Linked DNA regions of Mus musculus: region 1 is linked to region 2. Evidence: chromatin loops called from intact Hi-C (ENCODE). Cell type or tissue: left cerebral cortex. All regions are shown on one strand. Each heading gives the region's core, and the rest is flanking DNA. Links, peaks and the distances in the headings are about the cores only. Region 1 overlaps Hecw2 (HECT, C2 and WW domain containing E3 ubiquitin protein ligase 2). Region 2 overlaps Hecw2 (HECT, C2 and WW domain containing E3 ubiquitin protein ligase 2).

Region 1 (11,145 bases), core at 3,905-6,404, 67 kb after region 2:
AATTTTGTCATTGTAGGCTGAAAAAAAGTAAAAAGAAACCGTAATTTAATTTTTAAAAAAAAACTCTACTGCTACTTCTATGATGATTTAAATTCAGACTTTAAAAAGTATGTTTTTGGCTAATACTCCCTGCACTCCAGTCTGCAGTTGGAGCTGATCTGTGCCCACAGCTGCCCATGCTTCGTTTCATCTACACTGCTATATGATTATCAGGGTAACATCAGAGCCATGACACATACTATTACCAACTCCTCTGATGAACCATGTTTACTTTCAAATGACAAGATTAGTATACCAACAAAATCAACAATTTTAAATTTACAAAAGTCAATCTGAAAGCCAGGTACAATTCTATAATCCCAGCATGTGTGAGACTGAAGCAGGAAGACTGAGTTTGAGGCCAACCTGGGCTATATTGTTAAGACTCTGTCTCAAAAACCAAATCAAATCAAACCAAACCAAACCAAACCTACCACCACCAACAAAATTCCAACAGCAGACAACTGCATAGAAATGACAACCATAAGAAATGGCAAACCATCTTCTGGGTGAATATTAGCTAGCCAGAGAGGTAAAGAGATAACCCAGAGAACTCTAAAAACAATAGTCACCAGTAACAGGGACAGCCACAGTGATAATGATAAGCCATTCTATAACTCTATGTGGAAATAAACACCACATGCAAACAGCTCCATTGCAAATCCACTGTATGATCAATTGCAACAGAAATCAACTATAGGCAAAACATATTTTAAAATAATTACAGCCTATTTACCATGGCTATAGTAATGTCAAAATTGTTCATTAATATTTATTAGGAGTACCATTATTACCTCTCTGTCAGGAAATGAATCTGTATCTGTAAGATCATTTTGCTTATTTCTATTACTAATAATCAGAAATAGGTGATAAATATAATTCAGAGAACCAAGATTAGAGTGTCTGAATTCACAAACAGCAGAGAGCCCAGTAATTCGAAACTTCATACTGTCCATACATATATATTTTAAAAGTTTTTAAAAGGTATCTGCCAAAATATAATTCCAATGTCAATCCAAGGATTCCCTAAATGAACATTTACTGATAGGCAACCTGAAGACACTTTTGTAACAGAATTGTTTTTATATTGCATCCAAGATCAGAGATGAGGTACTTCTTAAGCAATATTTTTTATAGCTCTTGAAGGTTATGCATGCAGTATTTATTAACACATTACATATTAATAATGACATTATCAAATGCAGACAGACATCAACCCTAGATTTCTTATCTGGTGGCTGTGAAACTTATTTTGGTCAAGGGCATTACACTAGACTTTATGACAAAGGGTTTTTGTTGTTTGTTTCTAGGGTAGACTGCAAATACACCCTCCTACCTCACCCCACCTTACCTGCACCCTCCACCCTCACCCTCTTCCCTGCACCAAAAACTGTGTGGTCAAGTTTCCCACATTTGGGGAAACCACAGGGTAGGCTCATCTGCAGTACAATGCCCATCTTCCTGATCATGGTATCTCCCCCACCAGGTAAGTATCTTTGTTTTTGAATGAGCATGTTAAAGTAAAATCAAAGAGAAAGCTGCTCTGATTTAAGATGGGACAGGAAGTCTCTCTGTCTCTCAGTAGTGTGTCCGTTCTGCAAGCCTTAGAGTCTCCAGGTTTGAGACCTTGAATATACTTACTGTCATCATCTCGATGACAGTTCAGAATGGTCTTCAGACCTATAATCTCATGACTATTGATTTCAGCTTACTATTCTGGAGATTGTTGTTGCCTTCTATTTGTTATAAAAGCCTGTAAGAATGTGTCTTGCTTGATTAGTGTATGAAGCTACCATGGATTCACATACCACTTAAATTCTATCTCAGGATGCAGTGTATTTTAATTACATGTTTGTTCAAATGCTTAATTTACAATGATTGCAAATTATCTCATTAGATTTTTTTTTTCCTTTTACAATCCAATACTTGCTAAGTAGGACTATGGGATTTTATAAGGCAGAAGCTCTCTGGGACTCAAGGACAGGGTTCTGTTATATGTTTCTTAAAGATAATACAGTGGTTTTATGATACAAGGTAAAAAGTAGAAGGCAGGCCGCAGGCACAGATCAGCACAGTATGTATTCTATAAAATAATACGACAATACAGATAAAGATTTGTAGGAAGTGCTACATACCCACTGGAACCATGTCCTGGTACTGCGGCCTACTGACCGTATTGAATGTACTGGATGGCCTGGGAAGAACTGGTGGTCCTGCGTGCCGAGAGTCTTCTCCTACCTGGGAATGCAAGCAACAGTTATGTCTGCACCACAAGCCAGAGGACTTGGCACTGGCACCTCAAACCGAGTTGTTCAAAACACTTATCACAGAAAATGACCAACTGATCAGAACAGGTGCTAGCCGTGGGGCTGACACCAGGTCCTTGAAAGGTCTGTTCTTAAGGGTTGGTGCTGGTGGGGGATGTTGACACAGTCCTGTCCTTGAGAGAAGCTGGGTCAGTGAGTATATGTGGCTCGGTGGTTCAATCTGCTTGTAACTACCAAGACTGCAGAAGCAAAATAGTAGACTGGTTCATCAGGAATAACTTCTGCATGGACAGAAACCCAACCTGCCATAATTCAATCAACGGGAACAGCTGGGTGATACAATGTGGATCTGGGCTATGCCAGGATATTCCTTCCTTTATTTAGCTAGGCAGATGAGGGAATTCCCTGCCTCAGCAGAGGTGCTGAGCTGCAGTAAACTTCCTGTGGGACTGTGCATTAGGGCATTATCTCCTCAGAAGCAATTTTACATGCCCATTAGAGGGCCTGGTGCAACAGCTCTTTCTGGTTTGAGCCTCCCACACCAGACAGCTAACAGTAGCAGTTGTGTAAGACCTAAAAAAGGTCACCCTAGCCTGAATTACTTATTGTACCTATTATAGATTTAGAAACCCCTACAAATAGGTATCTACTCATTTGTGTTCTTCCAGGAAACTCTAACATTGCTTTAGTGTCTGTCCTAGAAGGAGGTAATATTGGATTTATAAATTGATACTTCTCAAGTGGAGGTTCTATCTCCTTCTGATGAAATCCTTATAGCCATATCATTATATTGCATTATTATATATTGCAATATATTAACAAATTAAAAATATAACTAATATTACATTTTTTGTGGCACTTTCTAAAGCTCTTCACAATAAAAGCTGCCTTTCTGTCCTCTCCAGGTTGCTTATTCTTCTGGAATGTTCTCATCCAAAGGATAGTTCAAACAGCCCCCTCCTCCATGAAACCTTCCCTTTCCTTCAAGCTGAAGTTAAGTATAGTTCTGTCCTCTGACTTCCCATGGTGTTTGGTATAGATTTCAAAACCAGTTGTTATTATTAACAGGTTTATTATTTGTTTCCTATGCCCTAATACAGATGAAAACAATAAAAAGGAAAGTCATCACTACCTAAAAGAGTATTAAAAATACAGCTTTCTGTCTCAGCTACTAAAAAAGGGTTTTCTTTAAAAAAAAGGGGGGGGGGTTCTTTTTTATTAAATAAATAGTAGGTGGTGTTTATGGGTGCCATGGTGTGCATCTGTAGGTCAGAGGGCAAATCTGTGGAGTGAGTTCTCTCCTTCTACTCTTTTCTGGGTTCCAGGGGGTCAAAGTCAGTTTGTCAACACGTGTAGCCAGGATTTTATACGACCCTCCTCTGCCCCAGCATCCTCATTGACCCTTTCAAAGTTTATCAAGGATTTTTACCCTTATTTTTATTCATTTAAAATATAGTTTTAAATTTGTTATCCACGTTAAGAACATGGGAAATAAGTGTTAATTATTTGTATTTGTTATACTCCCAACCACATGACAGCAGGTGTTTGTTACCACAGCAGAGATACAAGCTTGTCTACCAATTGTAGACATTGCTGAACAAAGCTAGGATGGTAACAGATCCATTATATAACCAGAAGTCTTCTCAGCCTGCTTCTAATGAGTTACTGGGTTTGAGGAAAACAGCCAGCCACTCTGGGGAGACCCAGTCATTCTCTACACACCCCAGGCAGGGAACTTTAATATCTCAATTCACCAGTCTATATGATTTCCTGTGTATCAACATTTCCTAGAACAGCCACAGGTCTTCTCAAAGACCTCACTTCTTAAAACCAGACCACAAGACAGTGGTCAATGCCTCCCAGAAATATAGGTAATGTTTCCAGCTATGTCCACTGCACTCTCAAGTGCTGTACCCTAAAGGGGATTCTCTGAGAAAGGCTGGAGAGTACTGTGGCTGTATGCTGTGTTACTCTGGTTCACTGTTCAGCTCCCAGCAATAGAAGAGAGATTTTCATTAAGTTGCTAATTTACTCTTGGGAGGCCCTGTTCCATGTCTGGATACCCCTAGACCATAGAACTCAAAGTTCTGAGCCAGATGTTCTAAAAGTGTAAGTCTAGCTATTAAACTTGTACATGTTTTCCCAGAAACACTGTCCTGACTGAACAGAAGAGCCACCTTCAGCTTGTGATGTCACAATAAAGTAAGCAGTTAAAGTACACTGTCTATGTGATAAAGCCAGGCAGTGTCCTAATTACACTACATATCTACATGAGGTCCAAGGGCGAGAGTTCAGTTGTATTTGGTAAGATGAATGCTGTTAGTATACTCCAGTTCACTAGTAATGATTTACAGGACATCAAGATAAAGATTTATTGGCTACTCATAAAACATAAATATTTTCGTGCATACCTCACCCTGCATTAGACTTATACATCATTTTTATATGAGCTTCTCATGTATATTCTTCTATAAACAGTGAACACGTAATGCGTTAAAGCAGAATGAACATTAGTGGGAAATTCCATGAGTGGAATTTTGATGAACTAAATCCAATTATTTATTGCATTCATATTTATTTTTTATAAGAAAGCCTTCAGAATATGTGACCTACAGTTTGATATTGGAAACATGATACGCATTTAGAAATGTCAGGCAGGAAAAGACTCTTAATTCCATTTGTCTGAGGGAATTTTTAGAAGCCACAGTATGCTCACAAGGCATAAACTTATATTAAGGAGAAGAAAATTCAACCACAAAAGTCCTTTTATGTATTTAAGTTGTTCAAAGAAAAGGGAAACAAGAAGAGATTTTTGTGTGTTTTGGGCTAGGGTATTGGAGAGCCCTCGTGTGGTTACTATGAACCACTGCAAACTGCCAAGGTAGCCTGTAGTGGGGTGTCCAGTCATACTTAGCCCATCTTCTCTGGACAATCAACACATGCATGCATCGGTTCTGCCAAGTACATTCTAATTTTAGACAATCCCAGCAGGATCCCACAACTCTATAGATTCACCCTCGGATTTAAGAAATTATTCTCTGTAGCTGACAAAACTTTAGCCCACTAAAAACTCATTTGCTTTTTTCTTATGAGACTATCCTTGGGTTATTATCTCCTGTAAGCATATTGCATATTACCAATTCTCTCTGAGTTAAATATGAGACTTTGTTCTTCAACCTTTTATCATATACCCCCAACTATTAAATTTAAAATTGAGCCTAAGAGGTACTTTCATCAACATTCTAAAACTTTTAAAGCATCTAAATGATACACTACAACTAAATTAAACAAACAAACAAAAAAACCCCAAAAAACAAAAACAAAAACAAAATGCCCCAAATAAGCAAACAACAAAAAGGCAATCCATTTACTATCCATCAACTGTTTAGTCCCTAAAGGGCCAGGACTCACCTCACCCGCACTGTGGCTGCGTTGCCTCGTCAGGTGTTGTCGATGAACCAATGCACTTGTGGGCCTACTGCTCTGAAGTGGGAGCCGAGGATCAATGAACGTGGTGGTCCGGGAGTTGTGGTCGACAAAAAACGCCTAGGATACAATCCACTGCATTAGCAGAGTAGTCAACACACACTATACACATGTTGCAGCCAACCAAGAATACGGCACAGTCAGGAAATTACCCACTTCTGAGTAGTAATCTTGGTTTGGTTTTCCCATAATTTCCAATCCTTGGAATAATTTTTTATATCCATTAAGAAAAGGGAGAATAGAGAAAGGCACACCTAGCCTGGATCTGGAATGAGGGAAGCAGGAAGGAACATTATACTTGGTTTTAGAAAATGCTCTAAAAGATAGTCATCTAGATGTGGTCCAAGAAGGATGCCACAGGGTGGACGCTTGGACCTGGGTGTGGCAGCACATGCCTGCAATCCAGCACTCTGACTGTGGGAGCAAAAACATCCTAAGTAGAGGCTACCCTGCGATATGGAGGGAGGTATTGTTTCAAAACAAAACAACAGTCATAGCAATGAGCAAAGGGGGCATTTGGACTCCTTTAACTGCTGCGGCTGGGCTCCTCCCGTACCTGGTTATTAGAAATTTCTAATCATCGGAAATGTCACCATCACACTTCCTTCTTTTCTAATGCTGTCAGCCTCTAGACCCTTCCATTTTCCCAGTGTCCCCTGAGCACCACTCATTTTATTAAGTAAGGTGGTTTCTAGTTGTTCGTAACTCTAAATATTTTTATTCCTTGAGCCTTTTATAAGACTGTTTCTTCTCAGTAGTTTGATGACATCATTACTCTGAAACAAACTTTCTATTGGCTACCCACTATCTCTAAGTCATTCCAAACATTGGCTAGTTTTCAGGGTTCCTAAAAAAATAAAAAATATAAATAAATAATAAAAATCAAAGTATCATAAAACAAAGCAGAAAAACTACCAAGGAAATGTTTCCAGTCCCTTCTCATACTATGGGATTTCTAAGTGCAAAGACTGAGTAGGCCTTCTCCACCTTAAGAGATGAAGCATTCTTTCTCTCAAGGCAAAACACATGAGTGGCAGTCCTCATGGCCTTGTATTGACAAGCTCTGTCCTCAAATTTCATGCCAGCCTTCACTTTATCTAGGTGTCTTATATTCCTGACCTTACTCTAATGTCATGAAGGAACAATCATTCTTATAAACAAGCATGTTTAACTCCTGCCTTTACAAAGCAGATATTATCATCAAGTCTCTTTTTTGTATAAATTAACAGCAAGATTTTATTGTAAACATAATAATATAAGGAAATGTAATATATATAATCATATATATAGTATATAATATTATTATAATGTATTACTTAAGGGAAAATTCAAAAAGTGCTAAAATAGTATTGCCTAATTATGTAGCACTTTAGGAATGCTCTCAAGAGATGGGTGGTGATTAGAGGCACCATGATGCACTTATAATTACAAGCACAAATGGGTGTCTGCATGTAGGTCAGTGCTGATTTGCATATAGTGTCAGAACCTAATTTGATGTTAACAGGCTTGTTTAAAACCCATTCTCTGAAGAGTTATGTAAATGTCTTGAGGGAAGGCACCTTGCCTTACTCACCCTATCCTCCTCAACAGCTTTTAGGGCTGACCTGGGAGAGAAGAGAGGGACCGAGGAAATACCTAAGGGCTCCAAACAGATTCCCAACAAGAGGACAAGGTGACAGCTTTCTCCCTCCTAACTAACCAAGAATTAAAATAACACAAAAATATTTAAAGATGCAGAAAAATTAGAAAGAAATGAAAGGGTTATATGGAATATAAGCTATGAAAACCTAGAGAAGTTAAGAATGTAAACAGGAGTGGAAGTTTTGAAATTCAAATTATAGATATGAATAAACTCAAAATTAAAAGGAATCAAGTATGTTTGCTCTCAGACCCTAGGACAAGGTACTGAGGTGTGTATCTTACATACCAAAGCAGACCTGCCCTCTAGGCTCTCTGAGCATCCCTAAGTCCCTACCCTGCCCCAACTGTGAACTTTCCAGCCCTGGGCTGGGCTGCCCCTCCTCCAGAGGCTCTTCCCTATACAATCCAGACATTTTGCATGTTCTCGTTCTCTCTCTCTCTCTCTCTCTCTCTCTCTCTCTCTCTCTCTCTCTCTCTCTCTCTTCCTCCTCCTCCTCTCCCTTCACCTTCTCTTCTTTCTCTGTGCACAGAACCTTTCTTCCTCCCCACCCCCACCCCCATGGTGACTTCCCTGGCTTCCCTGGAGGCCAGTGAACTTGCCTGAGGGCAGTTCCCCAATAAACCTGCATTTAGTATAATCTAATCTGGCTTGAATGCTTAGGACCTACAGAAGGACTCCCTGCTAATCAATGCTAATGTACTTTTGGGAAAACTGCCTCCAATATTTTAAGGCTCCATTTTCTTCTCTATTAAATTATGATATCATACCTACATTGTGACACCATTCCTATTAAATTATGATGTCACACCTATACAAACTAATGAGAAAGTTCATATACATTTTAAAACATAATTTCTATAGCATTTCAAATAAGTATTACTGTTTGTTATTGTCATGAATAATAGTTTTCAATTTTAAGCCTTTTTTCTAACCATTACAAAGTTTCTTGCTATGGTCCATGCACAAGGCTGGAAAAAGAAGCCACAAGGACCCATAGAGAATCAGTGAAAGCAATTATCCCGGTCTCCTTGTATCTGAGGGTCAAGACTAAGTGGAATACACCACTTGTCAGAGCCTCCTTCCCGGGGACACAGGTGAGTCCTCCTGCTCACCCTCTCCCCTGTTCTCTAAAGTAAGACTGTAACAGCCAACATACTAGGACAATGGAAATGGATAAGCAGGAGACAGAAAGAACCAGGGGGCTCTTGCAACCCCAGGAACCTCCTAATAAACTCAGCTCACTGACCTTTGAACTTTGGCGCGTGGATAAATACACCCTCCCAAATAAACTCTGTATAGGTTTTCCTGGTTACAGTGTAGACATGCCAGTCCTAGCTGGTCTCCCTGAAAGCTCCGCTGTCGAGCAAACATGCCTTTCTAAACTCCAAGCTGGAGCCGCCATCTCCACAGAGGGTTTCCATTATTTGATAAGTAAAGACATCTGAGTATTGGTCACTGTTCACACAGTTGTGCCACAATTGTAGGTTTCAGTGATACAGTTGGGAACTTAAAGCTAGGACCCGAATCCACCTTTCCCCTGACTTCATAACCCAATGAGAACCATCTCCTTTTCATAGCTCTTCTATGCTATTTCCTCTGGCTTCTCTCACACCTCCTCCCAGTCTGGTTTTGGCAAAGCGCTGAAGTATGCCCTCAACTGGGGCTGAGAATCACAGCCACTCACAGGGAGTGGCTTTTCCACTGCTGCAAGCTGAAAACACCGCTTCTGGTTCAGCGGCCCAATCCACACCTGTCCAGTTCTCACTGCTAACATGCTGGAGGCATGGCCATAGGCAGGAAAGAGGTCCTGTGTGCACATCCTAAGGGGCTCTTTGTCAGAATCAGATGGAAAGCGTATATTGGGTGTGCACATGTCCCTCCAGTCTCTAGTACCTGAGAGGAAAGGTCTTGAGAGTCTCTATCATTGCCACAGATCTAGGGCAGGAACAGGAAACAGCGCCCAGGAGCAAGCCAGCACACCTCTGCGTGTGTTTTGGCTCTGCTCAGGGTCCTCTGTGTGAACTTGGATTGGTTTCCTTATTATTTTGCTTTTTTAGCTTATTTGTAAAAGTGTTATAAAAGGGGTGACTCAGGTCACCAGCAAGTTGTTAAAAAGCGTAGGTGACTTTAAAGTGAAATGGGTCCGGGTTTCATTTCCAGCACCACCATGAGTAAGCAAATACAGAGCAAGCATGGAACTTCAGCAGGAAAAGTGTAGGCTGGCTAGCTCCGTCGGTGACACACATCAGTTGGATCACTTTCCACAGGGAATGCTAACTAGTTCAGATGAGCGATGAAGTTGACCTGGTCCCTTTTTTAAAATGTGGGTCACTTTCACCTCACAACTTTTGAATAGCCTGCAATTACTTCTGAGTATCTAACGTGTAACTGTCTGAAACTTCATTTAAAAAGCAATCATCTGAAGAAATAAGTCCTTTTCAAATTAGCTGCTCACAGAGCCCATTTTAAACAACATCATTCCCTACCGCTAAGTTTCATTAAGGAAATCCACTCAAGCTTCACAGTGCTGGGCCAACGAAGAGTAACAGCAGAAAAACTACAAGAAATGCAAATACCCAAACTCAAATCTCATTTAAAAACATCTCCCCTTTCACAGCTTCAGGGCACAGTCAAGAGTCAAGAAATATGGGGTGGTTGCAGCCAAGCGGCACTTTAGCAAGGCCAAACAAAATACATTTCTCTCTTTACACAATTCTCATTTTCTTTAAAAAACAAAACAACAAAACTTCTGTTATTTTAAGCAAAGAAAAGGCCATCAGTATTTATGAAGAAAGACTAACCTCAGGCTCAACAAATGGGAGCTAAAGAAGCTTGAAATTATTTCCAGTTAATATCTGCCAAGCCAGGGAAAAGATATGAAAGAACCATGGAGAGAGAAGAAAACAGAGCCGTCTCCCTGAGCCCACCCCTGGGCCCACAGACAGCCCCAGCTCCTGTTGCTCGCTTTCTCTCATTTACTAGACCAACACCGCTGAAGACTATACATGGAATTATCCAAATCAACACATTTTCTATGGAAGAGAGAGGCGTTGCTATAGAATCTGAAAACAATATATTTTTAAAATTCCAATGCATATCAAGAGGACAATTTTAAAGGAGGAAAAGGGAGGCTCATCTCTCCATGCTGAGATGATTCCTTCAGATTCGAAGAACTTAGATTTTCCTCAGAAACATCCATAACATCCAAGTCTGTTCAGTTCCCTCACTCAAAATGACTCAAAATATATAATATATAATATAACAACTTATATTAATTATACAAAATAACAAGTGTCACTGTGACTGTTTTACAACTGCATTTAATACATTTTTGATCATACTTATCTCCTTGTGCGTTTTTTGACTTGATATCTTTTGCCACCCAAAAAGTAGGCAAGGGGTCCTTAAAAACAGTGAACTCTCTATACATTCAGAGCTTTATTCCGTCTCCTTCTGGACAGCTTGAGTTACACAAAGTTATTTGTGGAAAAACAACTAAAGAGATATGCCACAAAAGCAACGAGTTTGGTTAAATAAATAAAACAAAATAAAGAAAAATAAAATAAAGCAACCACCATATATTTTGCAAAGTAGAGCTTATATTCTAAAAGGGTTGTTTTGTTTTGTTTGAATACAAGTGAGAGTTCTGCATACTTAATTGTCGTTTATCCAATGAGCTGAATAGAACCTGACCCTGTAAATCATGACCAC
Region 2 (11,145 bases), core at 4,963-7,462:
TATTGTCCCCTGGCTGTTAAGACCATGCCACCATGCCTGGGAGCTGGAAACCCCAGCACTCTGCATGCATTTTACACTATAGTCACATACATCTGAGGAACAGAATTGAAGGGGAAAAAAGCTTGAGAGGATTTTTAAGGGACTATTCAGTGGCAGTATGGAGTAGCTTGGGGACAATGGTCAAGTTTGAGTCAATCCAGAAGCAGCCTGGGAGACACCAGGGGATTTTTAAGTGACCCAACTGTCACTGAATCTCAGGCTTACTGGAGAACAGAGATAAACCGTGGGGACATTTTGGAGTATTTCAGAGTCACCCAAGGCTCTGAGAGAGCTCTATTCACAACAGAGAGTTTGGGTTTTGTCCCTTGAGATTCTAAGTAAGATGGTTGGGGGGGGGGCAGGGGGTCCTGGTGATCTGCATTTTAAGATTCACTCCAAATGAGTCAAATGTAGGTGGTCTCCACCATGGAGAGACATCAAGCCAATTAGAAATACAATATCTAAAGTGGATATCCACACTGACATTCCGTGTGCTTTGCAGATTTTTCCAAACTGCATACAAACAAGCCAGCATTGCTAATAAGGAAATTGAGGAAGTGTGGTTAAATACATTGCCCAACATTTACCATCAGCTTGTCGTATGAGCCAAGTATGAGAGAGAGAGAGAGAGAGAGAGAGAGAGAGAGAGAGAGAGAGAGGGAGAGAGGGAGAGAGGGAGAGAGGGAGAGGGAGGGAGGGAGGGAGGGAGAGAGAGAGAGAGAGAGAGAGAGAGAGAGAGAGAGAGAGGCAGCAGCAAGCAAACAAAACAAAAACTTCTGGGGCTTTTCCGTGCCCTACAAAAGTGAGCAGAAAACACCAGGAGGGCCACTGGACTGTGTTGAAATTGGCAGCAAAAGTGCACCCAGCTTTTCAGTCTCAGTGAGAGAATGTTTCTTCAAATCTTCCAAAGCTAGCCACCCTGAAGCCATAATGAGTTTACCTCACTTTAGTCTTTGCAGCCAGAACCACTCAGGAATAGCAGGTCTGAACCCATCCTTGGGAAACCATGCTGGCACCAATACCAAGGTTTTCAAGACCTCCTGATCTATGGTCTGACTTAATGGCTTTCTGGATTTTTCTGATATTAAACAGGGGGGCCATAGGCTTGCCCTCTTTTGGATTTCATATGGTTAGTCAGTTATCTAACCCAGTAAGCATCACAGCTATGTTTTTATAAGCCACTTAAGTTGATTAACAGCTCTCTGCCTGGAGTGAATGTACTTACTCATTCTCTTATTCTACACCCAAAAGTAATTTTTTTGTACAAGCACCCAAAATGCTAGACAAAGAAGAAATTAAAATCAAGATTATAAAATAGAGAGACAGAGACAGGAAAGGAAAACCATGAACCCTATTGTAAGTAACAGGTATAATACAAAAATAAAATGTGTTAGCATGAAATAAATCCTTTTCTGAATTAGAATCTGCCAGCATGCTCTTCTTTGTTTGCAGTGATATCTCACGCTTCACATCTCAGTTTTCTTATTCCTATTTATACTTTTTCATCAAGAAATTTGTCAATCAAAACTAATACTCAAAACACCCTAGAAGTGGGGCAGCGGTGGTACACACCTTTAATTATAGCACTTGGAGGCAGAGGCAGGTGGATCTCTAAGTATGAGGCCAGCCTGGTCTACAGAGTGAGTTCCAGGACAGTCAGGGCTACACAGAGAAACCCTGTCTCAAGAAACAAAACAAAACAAAACAAACAAATAAAAAAGACAAAAACACCACCACCACCCTGAAGAGTTATGCATGGATCCTGAGACATTATTTTTCAATGTCAAATTTTCTTTGGCAATGTGTGTGTTCCCAAACTGACTTATCAAGTCCAAATTTTACTTAGTTGCAGGTATCTGGAGAAGAGGGCTCGCTCACAGTCCTGTGGGCTGTTGTGCCTGGAGGAAATGGCTCTTGCCTGCTTTGGTGTATCCTCAGGGATTCTGTGCTCACATCTCCATCCTGTTCTGGCTTTTCAAGTTCCCAGTTCAGGAGACCAGTGGGTGCCTGGGAAGAATCTAATCCATTCACTTCTAGAATCTCACTAGTAGAAAAATACCTGCTGGGCAGTGGTGGCACACACCTTTAATCCCAGTACTCGGGAGACAGAGGCAGGTGAATTTCTGAGTTTGAGGCCAGCCTGGTCTATAGAGTGAGTTCCAGGACAGCCAGGGCTATACAGAGAAATCCTGTCTCAAAACCAAAACAAATCAAAACCAAAAAACCAAAAAACCAAAACCAAAACCAAAACCAAAAAAAAAAAGAAAAGAAAAGAAAAATACCTCTATTTTTTCCCATCTTAAAGGTCCCACATCATGAAAGTTTGCCATGCGAAATGGCTTTGGTGATCAAAATTTAAATCTTCCACTGTATGACACCTTCTTATTACTTCACTTGCCAAACTGAATGCTCACTGAGCTCTTCGGGCACATGAGGAAGAAAGGTTTGTTCTTGAAAGAATTCCCATGCACAGCAAATAAAGCCTAAGGGTCAGGCAGCCTGTGCTCTGTACTGGGCAATCTGCCCAGGGCAAGTCGTTCTAATAAGGCCCAGCGTGCCTTTGGATAGTTGGTAAACCATTAGTCCCAGATCTGGGATGTATTTTTTCCTGAGGACTGAGATGCCATTGTCTAATTAATACAAAAGATTCCTGTGGGTTATATGTGGTTCAACATACAAGTCTGTTCAGTTACAAGTTGGGGAAGGCTTTGAAGAGGAAGCTGTCCATGCCAAGGTTAGAAGGGTTTGTAGGTGTGCAGGGCTTTCCTGGATCAACAAGAAGGATGTTTCCCAACAGATAAGTCTGGAAGCCTGGGAGAGAAAGCACTGTGTCATCAGGAAACCAGAGAAATGCAAGTGACAAGGCCGGAAAGGGAGGATGGCCAAAGGAAGGCTGGGTGTCCATGCAAAAGTCCTTTCCAGTTATTTGATGGATGAGAGAGAACAGTGGCTGGGTGTGCAGGGAGACAGCAGAGGTACCACTAAACAAGGCAGAGAATAGAAGATGGAGATAAAGGACAGAAGATGAAATAAGACCCTAAGTGACAGGGTTCAGTGGAGGTTCCCAGTGCCAGTTTTCTTAGCCTGGGTAGCATTATTAGCAAAAATAAAGGTAAAGCTTGCCATAATTTAATGTTTTTAATTCTTTTAAAATGTTAATAATTTCTCTAGTATCCTTATTAATTACCTTCTTGAGCTAGGAAGTTTAGAACATAAACACTTGCTGACACTAGGTCACAAATATCTACCTATATAACCTATGGCGGCACACAACTCCCGATCACCAGTCAATAAATACAAACTAAAGGGAACGAAACCTAGGCTAGTTCCTCCAACTACTTGTTTGCATAGTATTTGGTGTGCAAAATCCTGGCTGTTTGTTCATGCCACTTTTCTCCGTACGTTTTAGGGCCACTCGCACAGAGATCTCTGTGTGTGTCACAGAAGCACTCGTTTGAAGTCAGAGTTGGGAATTCCATGTTTCTAAGTCTTCTCATGAGGTCACCTTAGCGGAGATGCCTGATCTATGAGTACAGTGGAGAGTGCAACAGCCGCAGGAATTCCTGTCCTGCAGGTAACTAGCAGAAGAAATGCCCCAAACGATGCATTCCAAGCAAGTTCCTTCTTCACCTACATCTACTGACCGCTGTGTTAGCCTTCACTTAATTTGTGCATTAGTGTGTGTTGCCTCATTTAGACTTTAAAACTTCGTAGTGTGGATGCTAGTATCGGTCCTCAATTTTGTTTTGTGTTTTGTTTTGTTTTGTTTTGTGTTTGTTTGTTTGTTTGTTTGTTTTTTCGAGACAGGGTTTCTCTATATAGCCCTGGCTGTCCTGGAACTCACTCTGTAGACCAGGCTGGCCTCGAACTCAGAAATCCACCTGCCTCTGCCTCCCAAGTGCTGGGATTAAAGGTGTGCACCACCACCGCCTGGCAGTCCTGAGCTTTTGAGATGAACATAGAAAGTCAAATTTAAAAACATTCTACAAACAGTATGCCTTGGGTGTCAAGTGTTCAGCTCACTGGTAAGGTCAAATGCGAACTAAACTTCATGGGTGAATTAGGTAAGTCCTCTAACAGAAATAAGGCATCCAGAACGATGAACAGAAATCCTGAGTGATGAAGTCGGGTGGACTCTTCTGAGGGGGTTACATCTCAGCTGAATTCTCAGGGATGTGGACCAGCAGAAAGTAGACTTGGGCAGCAGGTCCCACAGTCTTCAACTAGAACTGGATCTTTATGTTTGAAGAACAGCCAAGAGGTAGTGGCTAAGGCAGGTGTGGGCTGAGAGGTCTGAGTTAGGGTCCTGACCAGGTCTCCCACCTTCCAGTGCTTCAGAAGGAGCCTGAATTTTATTTCAGCAACTGAAGGCTGCAAGTAGGGGAGAGAGATGATCTTAACAAGTGGGATGAATAATATGAGGGTGGATGAAGCAGAGTAGGAGGAGTCTGGCTGGCTGCCTGCTGCAGTGATCCAGGTGAGAGGTGAGTGTGTCATGGAGTAGGCTGGTGATAAGAGATGAACCTAGTTTGTGCTCTTGAAGCCAAAGGAAAGGAACAGCTTAATCTTTAGCAATTGTGTTGCTTGTTGCCCACCAATAATAAACTTACAGATTGATTTATGAAACAGCTTTCAAGGTCTGTTAGTAAATTTGACTTGGATTATGTCATCTCCTACTGCAGGTAGCAAGATAATCTCTTCATTAAAATTTTGCAAATTCTTTCAATGTTTTCTTTTTACCAGAGTCTATTTTTAGAGCCCCCTCCACCCCTCCCCCCCAATTTAAAGATAGGGAACTTTGAAGCTGGTCTTGAACATTCAACCTCTTTGTCTCTGCTTTCTGGAATTACAGGTAGGATAGGCACCACCTGGCCTGGATTCACAATCTACTTTTATAATAAATTACCTACCTACAAAGCAAAGACCAACCCAAAAGTGCTATCACGTTTACATATGCTAATAAGCTCATAAATTGATTCAATGGAAGAATAAGGTAAAAATCTTTAAGTATTTCGGTTATAGGGAACTGAGTGGGTGGGCAGGGGGTGTTGAAGAGAGAGATTGTTTTAGAGGTTAAACTATGAGAACCTATCAGAAGCCCTCTCACATTAACAGCCTCACTGGACACCAGCAGCAGGACAGATCCACAAAAGGGACACCAATGGGTGTCCAGAACTCATCCTTATCCTTTTTTTTTTTTTTTCTTAAATTGTGCAAAGAGCCATTTTATTTCAGGACTCCTCTGTGCTTTTCTATTGACTAGCTGAAAGAGGGCCTGGATGGTAAACGCTCTTTTATTGGAGGAGGAAAAAACTGCATTATTGATGATACTGCAGAGCAATAAAAGACATGGAAAGAGGTTCATAATTAATGGTGTGAAACACACACACACAAAAATCAGCTTGCAGACAGGTTATGCAGCACAGTTTTTGTTTTCAAATCTGTACACGTGTGTGTCCACATGCGAGCAACTTAAGGACGAGTAGAAGCAGACACTCCAGACTGTTGGACATTTGACTGGAGATATATATATATACTTTATACACATTTAATGTATTTACATTTTAAATATTTTCCTTGGCATGTTTGCAAAAAGTTTTCCTTTTATACCACAAATAAAAAGTATAATTTTCCAGTGAGAAAAAGATTCTCATTAAAGAGAGAGAGAGAAAAAAAAAACAAAACCAAACCTACTATATGTTTCTAGGTCTATTCCATTGGGTGTGGCAGTGTGTGCGCCTCAGACACCAGCACCCTTGAGAGTAAGGCTAAGCCAGGGAATTACAAATTCTAGGTCAACCTGGGCTCCAAAAATCACAAACCAGCAGTGCCGTTCTGTTGTATAAAATCCTTTCCTGGAGACTTCTGTTCCAGAGTGAGTTTACTCCCCTAACTTTACTTTACTCTCCTAACTTCTGGGTTGACATTTCAGTCTTCTCAAATTCATGACACAACTAACTTCCTATATGAACATCTTCTCTTTGGTCAAAGAGAAGCGGCTTCCCCAAGCCTTCCCCAAGCGGCTGCAGTCCCTGCTGCTCTCTAACTCTCTCTCTCCCTCCATTTTCAATCAGCCGGCAGAAACCTCAGATGAACTCAGGAGAGAGCACTGCTCTGCACTTTGCAGACTGGCATGTGAACTGACTGCTTAAGAGGAAATGCCATAAAGTGAGTTTACTCTTTACTCATAAAACCCCCAGAGCTCCAGGGGGTAGGAAGTCTTCTACAGAAATGCAAATGCAGAGCGAAACCAGCAGCCACCAAGCAGAGGAAGTGCAGTAATCCGTTCAGGCTGCTAGTCTCCATGGAAACGCCATTGAGTAAGTCTCAAGTCTCTATCAGCTAAATCACTGGTTACTTTATTACTACAGAAGAAGGGGGGAAAGTCGTGGATACAACTTGTTCCGGCTTCAGAGACTACCATATATACTTTAATAAACACATTTCTTGAGGAACATTTGATCAGAGCTACCCAGGGCTACCACGGAATGAGCATAAGGAATCAAAGAGCACAAGTCACACTAGCTTGCTTGGAAGGTTGAAAGACTGAATTATCTGTCCAAGAGCCTCTCTGTCATCACTCTGGCTTGCAGTGACAGCTGTCACCCTTCACACCCTTCCAACTCTGCGGGTTAGAGCTTCTCATGGGAAGATGATAATATACTTGTGAGAAGGAAGTTTCAAAAAAGTATATTTATTTTTAGTAAGGAGGACATTGGTTCTATCTAGTATATTTGTACAGTATCACAACTTAAATGATAGACACAGAATCACTAAGAGGGAAAAGAATATACTGGAGCTGACTGGCTTGAGGCCTACCAGCCGCCTAGCTCTGTGAAGCCAGGAAACAGCAAGGGGGCGGATGGCTTTAGTGTGTATGTTTTGGTCTTTGGAGTATTAGACTCAGTAATATAAAGCAATGTCACCGATTTCTTTATACTCAAGTGATACTTTAAATCTCATAAAAGGTTATCAGTGAAAAAGTTGCTTCTGATAAAACTTATACTGCTATGTCCTGAAGTGATTTCTCTTATGTTTTTGTCTAAATGAGGTATGTGAGAGAGAGAGAGAGAGAGAGAGAGAGAGAGAGAGAGAGAGAGACAGAAAGCATTCATCTGAGTAGTACGGAAGCTACACAGGTTAAAGATTAAAGGCTTAAACGGAAACAAGAAAGCATACACTCCCTAAAGACTTTCTAATACATTATCTCATTCAGGTGTTAGAAATACTCTCTGAGCCCGGGCATTGTTACTTCTGTTCTATGGAGAGGGATAACACCTTTCTTTGTGCTGCATTATGATAAGGGTAGGAACAGGCGCCCATACAGCAAGAGAGGAAGAATGACAATAGCTCTTACCCAACTGTGCGTTTGCAATGATTCTGACAAACAGCTCCATCTACAATGAGTCAGCCTGAGAACTTTCTGGAACTACCAGGGGAAGTAGCGATGCCAGCATAGACAACCATCAAGACTCTTCAGCAATTCTATGGTGTTACCACTCACTCAACCCAAGCTAACATACCACCCCACCAACTGTCTATAGAAGAGGCAACTGAACCCTGAAATTCACCAAGTAGTGGTCCTGGAGATCCCAAAGTTTGATGGTGACAAAGTGGACCTGGAATCCAGGATTTCTACCTTCACAAGCCCTACCTCCCAGCGTTGTGTATTTATTGTTAGCCACAGTAAAGCAATAGTTTTCAACCCCAACAAAATGTATGATATTGTTGAGAGTCTGGTACAGAGAGGACTCAAATGGAATGAGAACAGATACTAGCCACCTCAGAGGTATGCAACACATCCACAAGACTGAATCCTATTCAACAGCTACCATATGCTACTCCTTTTCAACAGTGATTTATCATCAGAGCTTTGTGCTGGCTCAGGTATGTCAACTCGATACAAGCTAGAGTCCTTTAAGAAGTCAATTGAGAAAATGCCCTGAACACATTGCCTGTGGGCAAGCCTATAGTGCATTTTCTTGATTGATGTTTGATATGGGAGTGCCCAGATCACTGTAGTTGGGACCACACCTGGATTGGTTGCTGAACAAGCAATGGGGAGTAAGCCAATAAGCAGCACCTTCCATGGCCTCTACATTGATTCCTGACTTGAGTTCCTGCCCTGGATTCCCTTGGGTGATAGGTTGTAAGATGAAATGAACCCTTTCTTCCTCAACTTGCTTTCTGGCCACAGTGGTGTTTTTTGTTTTTGTTTTTAAATTCACTTTCAAGGGTTTGGGGTTTTGTTTTGTTTTTTTGAGATTATAATATAATCACTTCATTTCCCCCTTAGCATTCTCTCACCCCAAACTCTTCATGTGCCCTTCTTTGCTCTCTTTCAAATTTATGGCTGCTTTATCTTTGTTTTCTTTTCCTTTTGCTCTCTCTCTCTCTCTCTCTCTCTCTCTCTCTCTGTTTGTAAAAGCATAAATATAACTTGCTCAGACTGTATAATGTGTTTGGATGTGCACTTTCATGGCTGACCACCTGGTTTTGGATGACCAGTTGAGGTGCTCATCCGTCTCAGCCCAGCATGCCTATGGCTCTTTGTCTAGGGTTGTAGCCTTCATTCATGTTAGCATGTCTATTGGTGTTATAAACAGACTTTGAAAGCCAGAAGCACTGTATTCCAAGGCCTAAAAGACATGATGGCTAGCTTAAATTAATAAAACATAGCAAAACTATCTGGCATAGTTGAATGAGAGAAAAACTTCCCTTGACATAAATGACCTAAAAAATTATATATCCAACAAACCAAACTTAAAGTATAGGTAGTGTCGAGGCGTTTCACCCCAGCAATAGAAATCCTAACTACTGTGGCCTTCTAGAGCCAAGCCACAAGTTTAATGACAGATGTTGCCTAACTGAAGCTTGTAAGTCTTCTACCTTTGTTGTGCTTTGTACTTTGACATACAAATGCATGTATTTAACATATAGCCAAACAAGATATTTTGTTTCTCCCCACTTTATTAAAGAAGGTGATTAGAGAGAATATCATCTCTCAAACATTTCTCTTTTCCAGTCTTCACATAAAACAATGATTGATCCATATGCACGTATATTTATTCACATAAATAAAAATAATATAAATATATATTAAGCTGAAGTTTTCCTGCATGTGTTGGGAGTAAAGAGTACTTTCTTTTACCTGGGAAGAGCGGTGATTTTTCCCCATTTTTCCACACAGAATCTTCTTGGACCATTACTCCCTCGGAGAGAAGCGAATCCTTCATAGGGAATGCTGGATGTGCCTGTAACAAACTATCAGCCACAGAAAGAGAAGGGAAAGCTGAAGTCAGAGACCTGATCCAGGAAAGGTACATCATTATTGCTGTAAAGCACTTCCGAGGAAGAGGGACAAGTAGGGAATTTCAGAAGCCAACGTGTCATCAACATAGGACAACTAAAGAGATAAAGGGAAAAAGAATGAAAAGCATTCTGAGTGGCTGGCCTGCTTGGATGTTAAGCCAGGCACACTTCCTACGGCAGATGAACAAAATGAGTCTATTAATTAAACCAAACCTACTTATATAATCCTATTATCAATTTGGTGTAAGTTTTAGGAATTTTGTGGGCTGCAAATCTGAGTTCCATATCCATAATCCAAAAGCGAAATCTAAGTCCAAGTCTAAATTTAAGGCTCCACCTCAGTGTCCAAGAGGCTTCCTCAGATCTAATGCTTTCGTGGAGCCTTACCAACATTACCCTGGACAGTTTTTACAAATGTCACGAAACACAGTGACTTCTTCTCCAAAATGCCATTGCTCTGCAAAGTTTGGAAAGTCAAACTAAGGAAGAGGCCTATATCAACAAAAAAGGGTCCTTTCTTACAGTACTGAACACCCTCCCTTTTTCTGCAAAGGACGCTGACTGCAGAGGGCCACAGGCTGTCACTACAAGGACCCACCTGTCCTGAGGGCATATGGCAACCCAGGTTTTCTGAGACTTGCATTGGCACTTCACTACAGGCCTCAGGAAATGCTTTGATTTGGTTGGTGGTACAGTACACAAAGTATACACTCAAGAGGGTATGGGAATGTCATAGCCAGATAAACAAGGCTTGTATTTATGAAGAATATCTAGCAATTACTAGAAAGTATATACCCTTCCAACAATATATTATTGTGTTAAAGACTGATGACCTAATGGCATCTTACCTGTAACAACCTTAGTCGTTGTTCATTGTTGAATCTTTCCACTGCAGCCCAGAACCACCGAATTACAATGTGATTGTCATGGTACCCTATGGACCAAGCACAAAAGCTCATGTGACTTGGAGTCTTCTATCTTAAACCACCCAGAAATATATGCCAAAAGACTACCACTATACACACAAATCAGCATCCTGGATTCTTTAAATGTTTACAATTTAAGATTAAGGAACAGGACTGCAAATATGACCATACATGTATCAAAAGTTAAATAAGATGGCACAAGTGAAACCAACAGGAAAACTCTGTTTTCATTTAGCAGTGAGAAGAACAACAAAAGAGTTACTTTAGCTCCATCATTTCTGAAAAATACAATTGTGCTGACTAGAAAGGCTTTCAATCATTTCTATAAGAAACGAATCACTCAGTGGTTTCAAATACCATTATTCCAAACACTATACTAAGCTTTGGGGGCAAAGAAAACTGACCCTCTCGGGATTTCCTGATGAAGGAGAGATGTATTAATCACACAATTTATATATGCAAAGAAAAACAATGAAAACAATTTTAAAGCTGCCTATTTCGTTTCCAATTTCTTCCCTAAAAGCTATGTATACTATTCATAATTAATAATGAGACCAAATTACTGTGACTGGAGATGTAGCCCAATGGCAAAGCACTTGCCTAGCAAGTGCAAGGTCTTAGATTCAATCCTCAGCACTACAGAAAGAATTAAAATTAAAATAAACAAAACCAGATTATTTTTTATAATATTTATTAATAAACAGGAAAGAGATCTTTGACTTTTCCAACTAATAAAGCCTAATTATCACAGTTTTACTTTTATTCCATATTTCTGCAGAATTTAATGAAGTGTCAAAAGAATTGTCTCACAAATTTGGGTTAAAGCTGTAGTAACAGGTTTTAAAACCTCTCAGTAAAAGATAATTAA

What was found. Hi-C counts contacts between places; a loop is a spot of excess contacts. Peaks named below come from ENCODE experiments on the same cell type or tissue, not always from the same donor. Only the 100,000 strongest peaks of a DNase experiment are listed, where the experiment ranks them.
Region 1: a loop joins it to region 2, with 2.0 times the contacts of the local background. A loop is called at or near these places in 2 of 42 quality-filtered maps.

The regions. Positions count from the first base shown.
Region 1 is chr1:53,885,409-53,896,553 of GRCm38, forward strand. It overlaps Hecw2 (HECT, C2 and WW domain containing E3 ubiquitin protein ligase 2), which reads right to left. Exons shown (of 29, transcript NM_001001883.3): 15 at 5,718-5,852; 16 at 2,175-2,277; 17 at 1-17. It also overlaps the pseudogene Gm24251. Among named protein-coding and RNA genes, the nearest start is that of Mir7681, 42 kb to the left of the region's middle. In left cerebral cortex, for the core only: a CTCF peak has its summit at 5,155; a DNase peak (open chromatin) is centred at 5,159.
Region 2 is chr1:53,817,686-53,828,830 of GRCm38, forward strand. Hecw2 (HECT, C2 and WW domain containing E3 ubiquitin protein ligase 2) reads right to left here. Exons shown (of 29, transcript NM_001001883.3): 27 at 10,200-10,285; 28 at 9,191-9,303. Among named protein-coding and RNA genes, the nearest start is that of Mir7681, 26 kb to the right of the region's middle. In left cerebral cortex, for the core only: no CTCF peak of the experiment used is centred there; a DNase peak (open chromatin) is centred at 6,269; H3K4me3 peaks cover 292 bases; H3K27ac peaks cover 1,142 bases.